Regions from separate parts of the Homo sapiens genome. Here all the other regions are linked to region 2. A link is a contact called in ENCODE Hi-C or POLR2A ChIA-PET data. All regions are on one chromosome and are shown on one strand. Each heading gives the region's core, a stretch centred on a gene start or an enhancer-like site at or near the end of the contact. The rest is flanking DNA. Distances are from core to core; before and after follow the strand shown.

The links. A loop is a pair of places that touch in the nucleus more often than their neighbours do. ChIA-PET counts read pairs that join two places held with the same protein, here RNA polymerase II (POLR2A). Pooled maps may share reads with other maps.
Region 1: a pooled map shows a loop between it and region 2 (4-fold over the local background). The contact joins the enhancer-like site here to the promoter of ALDOA in region 2. A Hi-C loop is called at or near these places in 2 of 50 pooled maps. POLR2A ChIA-PET finds 5 or more read pairs at or near these places in 5 of 52 experiments (A673, BJ, HEK293 and 2 more).
Region 3: a map of CD8-positive, alpha-beta T cell shows a loop between it and region 2 (28-fold over the local background). The contact joins the promoter of ZNF688 here to the promoter of ALDOA in region 2. A Hi-C loop is called at or near these places in 1 of 168 maps with a recorded cell type or tissue (CD8-positive, alpha-beta T cell) and 11 of 50 pooled maps. POLR2A ChIA-PET finds 5 or more read pairs at or near these places in 5 of 52 experiments (CD4-positive, alpha-beta memory T cell, T-cell, activated B cell and 2 more).

The regions. Positions count from the first base shown.
Region 1 is chr16:29,644,461-29,647,160 of GRCh38, reverse strand. No RefSeq gene overlaps it. Among named protein-coding and RNA genes, the nearest start is that of SPN, 17 kb to the left of the region's middle. RefSeq lists enhancers at 1,119-1,413, 2,311-2,580. Within about 2 kb of position 1,345, at least 5 of the 41 ENCODE cell types and tissues checked have a DNase peak (open chromatin) inside an H3K27ac peak, as active enhancers do.
Region 2 is chr16:30,064,427-30,067,126 of GRCh38, reverse strand. It overlaps ALDOA (aldolase, fructose-bisphosphate A), which reads right to left and starts at 1,367. Exons shown (of 10, transcript NM_001243177.4): 1 at 1,200-1,367; 2 at 89-242. The coding sequence starts at 229. LOC112694756 (uncharaterized LOC112694756) reads right to left here. Exons shown (of 14, transcript NM_001365304.2): 6 at 2,622-2,700. RefSeq lists silencers at 1,050-1,229, 1,270-1,539 and an enhancer at 1,536-2,316.
Region 3 is chr16:30,570,200-30,572,982 of GRCh38, reverse strand. It overlaps ZNF688 (zinc finger protein 688), which reads left to right and starts at 1,269. Exons shown (of 3, transcript NM_145271.4): 1 at 1,269-1,549; 2 at 1,860-1,973; 3 at 2,547-2,783. The coding sequence starts at 1,354. RefSeq lists a silencer at 1,262-1,501 and an enhancer at 2,364-2,783.

The DNA of each region.
Region 1 (2,700 bases), core at 96-2,595, 420 kb after region 2:
AGCAAGGCCTCATCTGTACAAACACAAACAGGAAGTGTTGTAATAAAAAGTTAATAAATTATCCCAGAAAACTGCCAGGTGTGGTGGATCATGCCTGTAATCCCAGCACTTTGGGAGACCAAGGCAGGCGGATCACCTGAGGTCAGGAGTTCGAGATCAGCCTGGCCAACGTAGCAAAACCCCATCTACTAAAAATACAAAAATTAGCCAGGTGTGGTGGCAGGCGTCTGTAATCCCAGCTACTTGGGAGGCTGAGGCAGGAAAATCGCTTGAACCCGGGAGGCGGAGGTTGCCATGAGCCAAGATTATGCCACTGCACTCCACCCTGGGTGACAGAGTGAGACTCTGTCTCAAGAATAAAAAATTTAAAAAATAAATAAAGCTGGGCGCGGTGGCTCACGCCTGTAATCCCAGCACTTTGGGAGGCCAAGGCAGGTGGATCACGAGGTCAGGAGTTTGAGACAGGAAGCTGAGGCAGGAGAATAGCTTGAACCCAGGAGGCAGAGGTTGCAGTGAGCCAAGATCGCTCCACTGCACTCCAGCCTGGGACAGAGTGAGACCCCATCTCAAAAATTGATTAATTAATTAATTATCCCAGAAAATAGAACTCCCAGAAGGTGTAGGGGTGGAGAAGAAAATATGAGAGAAAATATATGAGACTGCCGCTCTAACATAGAGATCCAATAAGTGGCGGCTTAAAGAAGAGACGTGTCGGCCGGGCGCAGTTGCTCACACCTGTAATCCCAGCACTTTGGGAGGCCAAGGTGGGTGGATCATGAGGTCAGTAGTGTGAGACCATCCTGGCCAACCCCGTCTCTACTAAAAATACAAAAATTAGCCAGGCATGGTGGCGCATGCCTGTAATCCCAGCTACTTGGGAGGCTGAAGCAGGAGAATCACTTGAACCCAGAAGGCAGAGGTTGCAGTGAGCCGAGATTGTGCCACAGCACTCCAGCCTGGGACAGAGTGAGACTCTATCTCAAAAAAAAAAAAGAAGAGACGTGTCTGCAAAAAACAAATAAATAAATAAACAAAAGAAGAGACATGTTCAAGTGAAATGGTGGTAGTTAGGGAGGCAGCTCTGCTTCTCTCATTGCTCAGGGACCAAGGGCCCTTCCTCATCACTTTTCTGCCATCGGTAGGGCACCGTTTGTCACCTGCACGTTTGAATCTGTTGTGGGGATCTCCAGCCAGCAGGAATGGAGAGTATGAAGCTGGCCTACTTCCTAAGGCCAAAGACCAGAAGTCACATACATCACCTCCTCACATTCTATTGGTGGAAACTTAGTCACATGACCATGCCTACTGCAAGGGAGGCTGGGACATGCAGTTCCACCATGTTCTTGGGGAAGAAGGGCTCATTGGATTTTGGATAATGAGTAGTCTTTGCCACAGAGACACAGCCAGGCAATCCAAGAGGCCCAAAAGCTAACCAATAGGAGTGCCAGGAAGAGAGAACCCAAGAAATGGAAGAAGGAGAATGATCAGAGATCATTCTCACTCTGATGAGAAACATGCGTCTTCAGGCTGAAAAGCCCACCTAGTGCCTGCCCAATGAAAGAAAACCCATGCCGGGCACACTGGAACCCCAAAAGTGTCATGTACGACTTAGCTATTTCCTAAGGAACAGGAAGCAGCTGGTGATTAGGTTAACATAAATGAAAGAAAGAAAAAAGTCCCAGGGTAAGAAAAAATTAATAGAATGAACACCACATTAGGCTCTGAACTTCCTGGGGCTGGCCCTGAAAGGGAAAATTTACATAAGTTCCTCCTTTTTGACTATAAGAACTAGTTCCTTAGAGAAGGTCAATATTTCGTGACACTCACTTCTAAAATTAATTTTCATATAAGAACATATCTTATGCCAGTTGATGTCATGGATATAATGGCTGATGGGCAACACACCACTCCTGAGAAAGGCTTGGGCACTGGAGTCAGACCAACCTGAAGGCAGCCACCACTCACTGTGTGCCCTTGGGAACATTTCTGAGTCTCAGTTTTCCTCACCTTTAAAATGGGCATAGTAAAAGGAAAAGAAGAGCCAGGCATGGTGGCACAGTAGTAGTCCAGTAATCCCAGCCAAGGAGGCCAAGGCAGGAGGAGTTTTGAGGCCATCCTGGGGACCATAGGGAGACCCTGTCTCTCTAGATTTAAAAAATATATTAAAAAGTAAAGAAAAATGGGCACAGAGTATTTATCTCACAACATTATTAATTTGTTCTTTAATTCCGCAAATATTTGTTGAACACCAACCATGTGTCCGGCATAGGATTGTGACAATTAATGAAATCAAGGGCCAGTCACCTGTCCTCTTGGAGGTAGCCTTCTCCGGAGTGAGACAGACTCTACATATGTAGGAAGCAGGCATCATGGAGAAACATCACGCAGGAAAGTGGGGGAAGGAAGTGCTCCTTTCTACAGGCTGATGTCTCTGAGAAGGGGACATCTGAGGGGAGACTTGAGGGAAGAGAGGGAGCAGCCATGAGATGTTCATGGGGAATCCCACGGACAAACAAAGCCAGTTCAAAGGCCCTAACCTGGGTCCTGCTTCGCGTGTTCTGGGAAGCCCAAGGAGGCCAGTATGGCTGGAGCAGAGTGCATGAAAAGCGAAGTCAAGAGGAAAGGGGGCCATAGGGCACGGCTTTAGGTCATTATTAGCACTTTCACTCTGAGTCAGTGTGGAGAGTTTAGAGAGCTTCA
Region 2 (2,700 bases), core at 118-2,617:
CTGCCCCACACCCAGCAGGCCCTGGGGCACTTCTGGTCCCCAGCTCTCTCTTACGCCCAACTTCCCTTTGCTAGGCCTGCCCCTGTACCTTTCCTAACTCTGTCTGGTGCTGGGTGTTGCCCAGCTGAGGGTGGAGTTGCCCACTGGCAACTGGGGGAAAGGAAAAGGCCATAGCCATGGACAGGTGGGTCATGTTGAAGCTGGACCCTTCTGGCTTGCGCCTTGCCATGGGGTCACCTTGCCTGAAAACAAAACCGAACCGGAGTATTTTAGAATGTAAAGATCGTGAATCAAGCAGAGGGCCCAACACCCTCGTGGGAAAGGGCCCAGATATGGGAAAGGTCTGTGCTTCAAGCCACACAGCAACCCCGGAGCCAGATCTGAGATTAGAACCCAGCTCTTCTGACTGCCACTGGGGTGTTCCTTCCAATCCCCTCAAGATCCCAGGGCTGGCCCGGGCTCCAAGGCTTCAAGGACATCCCAAGGTCAGGCTTTTCCCCACAAGGGAGGGGGCGGGTGGTAGGAAAGGGGCATTAGGAAAAATATAAGAGAGCAAGGAGAAGCCCAGGAAAGGGCGGCGGAACAAGCCCTAGCCCGAGGCGAGGAAAGCGGTAAGCTTTGCCATCGTCACTGTTCCTACGGGGCAAGAACGTGGAGGAGCAAGCGCCTTCCCCTGAAAAATGCTCCCGTCGCTTCGCATGGCTGCAGCTGTTCCGGGCTCAGAATCAAGGTCGCCCGATAAGGAGAGACAGGGAAAGTGTTAAGGGGGCATCAAGCACCGCGGAGGGGTTTCCCTCCTCGCGAAGGGCGCCCCGTTTCCCAGGACAGAAACCAAGCTCCCACTTGCGAGAACCCTGGGGCTGTACATGGGCCGGCCCCCACCCCTCACTGCCTCTTAGGATCCCCGCCAGGGCTAAGGGGCCCTAATCCTTTGCCACAGGGGTCCCTGCAAGAAAAGGGGGAGAATGGTCCTTCATCTCGTCCGGCTTCCTCCCCCGCCATGACTCAGCGCGCGCAGCCGCTGCATTGCGCAGTTAGAGGACCTCAGGCTGGAGGGGCCGGGGAGCCTGTGTGTGCCTGGTAGTGGGGAGACGCTGGCATGGGATGGGGGAGGCCTCCACGCGGACGCCCAACCCGCCACTGCCCCCAAGATCCCTCTCCACGGTCCCTGGTCCCCGCACGTGAAGAGGGGCGCTCACCTGGCACAGGAGAGGGGCGGGTGTGCAGGGTGCGGCGGCAGAGGGCGGCGGGCTGGCGAGTGGATTCAAGGAGAGAACGCGGGACTCGTCACCAGGACCCCTTCTGCGGCGCGTTCCGAGAGGAACGCAGCCGATTTAGCCTCGGAAGGGGCGGCGCAGGAGGCGGGCAGGCGGAAGGCGGCGCCCGGCCTTTTAAAGGCACCACTCCGCCCTCCGCCGAGCTTTTTCCTTTACGAGGAGCGGGCGGCGTCCAATGGCAGGCGACGGACTGGGCTACGGGCCGCCCCCGAGAGGCGCAGCCCAGAGGCCGCGCTAGGAAGGGGCGGGCGCCGAGAACACGATCCCTCCCCACCCCCCTCGGACGTGACTCGGACCACATCCCGCGGGTCGCTAGGGCCCTCCCTTCTGCTCCTTTCCCCCAGCCTGGCGCGCTCTGGGGCGCCGTGACTCAGCCAGAATGTTGGCAATGGGGGAGGGCGGAACGGGGAAGTGGAGGACGCGGATGGAAAAGTCGGAAACGAAGGAAGCTGAGTTTCGCCTCCCAGGCCCAGCGCGCGCGGCCCGGGGCCGCCCCAGCTTCCGGTCTTCGCGGCTGCAGCGCGTGTCACCATAGGGGCCACATCGCGCAGTCGTGCGTTAGCCTGCCTCGCCCGCGGGCTGAATCGGCGCGGAGCCGACACCCTGTCACTGGCCCAGGCGTAAGGGAGGCGGAGGAAAGGGCATCGAGAGGACACGCAGGGAGCGCGAGAAGGCGGCGGAACTAGCGGCGCGCGGAGGCGAGACCTCCCCATCCGAGTTCCAGGCTGGCAGGCCGGGCTGGGTCGCGCATGCGTGCGCGCTCTCCGCCGGGCCGCCGCAGCCAGGCTGGTAGTCCTCTGCGCCACAGAAAACCAGAATGCGCGGCTATGCACCGGCCGCTGCTCGGCCTCTGGCATGCGGGGTCACAGTTCCTGCCAAACGTCTTCCTTGAGCCTGACTTCCTTCTCCAAAAGAAAATCCGTCCCCGAACTGATCTGCCTCCCAGATGCTGAGCCCCCTGCTCCTATCGTCCAAATCTCCCCTCCTCACCTGGACCCCATCTGGACCCTGTTGGCCCAACCCCAACCCCATCCCCACCCCGGCCCGGTCCTGCAAGGGGCCCACCTGCGGCGAGGCCGAAGGAGCCGGCAGAGCCTGGTCAGCAGCGAGTGAGCTAGGGGTTCCCGGGCTGGTTATAAGGCAGCTCCTGCCCGCCCCACATGTGTCCCCGATCTTCTCTAATGACCCCTGCCCTTTTCCCGCCACGGATCCTCTGGCAGGGACCTATATTTAGGGAAACCTGAAGCCCCTGACATTCACACTATCGTGGGGCCCGGCATGGGGGAAGGGGGAGGAAGACTTGGGTCGGCCCTATTGATGGGGAGGGAGCCCCTGCCCACTCACCGGTGCTTCAGAGGAAATTCTTCCTTGGAAATCCAGACGGAGGCCCTTGGTTGTCAAGAGAAATAAATCTTTGGCCAGG
Region 3 (2,783 bases), core at 20-2,519, 510 kb before region 2:
GTGAGCCTAGATAGCGCCATTGCACTCCAGCCTGGGCAAGCCGAGATAGCGCCATTGCACTCCAGCCTGGGCAACAAGAGTAAAACTCCTTCTCAAAGAAAAAGTAGAAATGGCTGGGAACCGTGGCGCATGCCTGTAATCACAGCACTTTGGGAGGCCGAGGCAGGAGAATTGCTTGAGGCCAGGAGTTCCAGACCAGCCTGGGCAACATAGCAAGACCCTGTCTCTGTTTTAAAATTTAAAAATTAGCCAAGCATTGGGTGTGCGCCTGTGGTCCCAGCTACTCGGGAGGCTGAGGTGAGAAGATCGCTTCAGCCCGGGAGGTCGAGTCTGCAGTGAGCTAGGATCGCACTGCTGGGCCACAGAGCAAGACCCTGTCTCAAAACAAACAAAAAATAAATTCATGTATGTTAGCAACAATTACTATTTAATTTAAAACTTCCCCATTCCGATTCCATCCTCACCAAGCACGTTCCTTCGCCTGCAGCTTCGGTCTAGAGCCTGAGCGAGCCGAGCTGCGGATGCCAGGGGCTGGGTGGACTCCGCAGCTAAGCTACTGTAAAACACGCACCTGCTTCTACCGCGGGTGTACACATGGTTTGCCAGGGTGTGCGCGTCTTCCCAAGGGGTCTGGGGACCAAATTCCAGCTCCCGCCATCGGGAGGCACGGTAAGAGACCGTAGGGGACACAATCCCGAGCACCGCAGATGCCGAGGTCTCCGCTGCGCTCCAGTCTGTCAACAGAGGCTTCAGGACCGCGGGGTCCCTTCAAATGCCCCGCCAGTCCCAGGCCAATCACCGCGCAGCTTCTTCCGGGATCGTCGCCAATCATCGGCCGTTGCGTATTGCGGGTACAGAGGGGTAAGTGAAGCTTCGGGCCCTTACATCTTTCTTGAAGGCAAGAAGCCTCTCCTCTACTTCCCAGACACCCCGCCTCCCCCACTAGAAAAAGCAGCCGAAGCGGCTTTATTTAAGGGCAAGTGGGACGATGAGGCCAGAGAAGTCAGAAAGGCTCCATATTTGATATGGTCAAATAATGGCGCCCTTAAGAGCAGCCTGTGACAATTGAAGGGTGGTCGCCATATTTTCAGAAGGCACCTTCCGGGTCCCTTAACCCGGGTGTCTATGTCCAAGCGGCCATGAAGTGAATAAACACTGAGGAATTATATTTGTCCCTATCAGAATCCTCGAATCCCTAGCAGCCAGTCCCTGCTACTTCGGTTGCCTCGGCTGCGTTCGGACGCCACGGCTGGGCGGGGCCGCCCTTCCTGTGGACAACGACAGCTGAGGCCGGGAGCGGGGAGGCGGCGGCTCCAGGGACCTGGCGGCCGCCGATCGGGGCTGCGAGGCCCCATGGCGCCGCCCCCAGCCCCGCTCCTGGCGCCGAGGCCCGGGGAGACCCGGCCTGGTTGCAGGAAGCCCGGGACTGTGAGCTTCGCGGACGTGGCCGTGTACTTCTCCCCGGAGGAGTGGGGCTGTCTGCGGCCCGCGCAGAGGGCTCTGTACCGGGACGTGATGCAGGAGACCTACGGCCACCTGGGCGCGCTCGGTGAGAGCCCCGGGTCCGAGCCCCCTCCTCCTTCACCGGGTTCACAGGGGAGATGATGTAGAAGGGCCGAGAGGACTGTGAGCCCTAATCCCGCACTCTTGCACCAACACCAGCAGCCACCTCCCGTTCCCAGGGCTTCAGGTACCCCCTCGGGAGTGTTTTCACCCGCATCCATTTCATTCAGGCAGCAGCACTGCAGCCCCTTCCAGGTTGAGTATAAGCTCCGAGGGGGTGCCCTCAGCCTGGAGGGGAATGCCATCTTCCCACGATGGCCTCTCAGGCCCGCGCTGTGATCCCTGTTCTCTCCCAGGATTCCCAGGCCCCAAACCAGCCCTCATCTCTTGGATGGAACAGGAGAGTGAGGCTTGGAGCCCCGCCGCCCAGGATCCTGAGAAGGGGGAAAGACTGGGAGGAGCTCGGAGAGGTGAGGGATAGTCCCGGGTCCCCCCACTTGGTTTTCCAGGGCTTCCTGTCTAGCAGAGTTTCTTTTCAGGCCCCCACTTCCAGCATCCCTAAAGAAATTCAACTGTGTTGGGTACTAGAGGAGTAAAGAAGGCAGACCTGGTACAAAGTTTTCAGAACATGGGACAGCGGTCCTGTGAGGACTGGGAGCCCAGTCCAACCAGGCACTCCAGCCTGGGTGACAGAGTGAGACTCCGTCTCAAAAATAAATAAATAAATAAATAAATAAATAAATAAATAAATAAATAATAGCCCCTGCTTCCTGAGCACTTCCTAAGTGCTTAACATGCATCTACTCAGCTAAACCAGTAACGCTGTGAAGTCAAAAGCCATTATTATTCCCATTTGATGCATAAGGAACCAAGGCTCAGATAAGGCACTTTTAGGAGATCTGAATCCTGTTTACCTTGTTCTAAAGCCTGTGTGTTAATCACTGGACAGAACTTCCCTCACTGCCTTAAGTGAAAAGCATTCTATAACCTGAGACAGTCTGTGCAAAAGTGTTTGTAAGTGTAACTTAATTCCGGTTTCCCAGGAGATGTCCCAAACAGGAAGGAAGAGGAACCGGAGGAAGTCCCAAGAGCCAAAGGGCCTAGAAAGGCTCCTGTGAAGGAGAGTCCTGAAGTGCTGGTGGAACGCAACCCTGACCCAGCTATTAGCGTGGCCCCGGCACGGGCACAGCCACCCAAAAATGCTGCCTGGGACCCGACCACAGGAGCACAGCCCCCGGCACCCATACCCAGCATGGATGCTCAGGCCGGCCAGCGGCGCC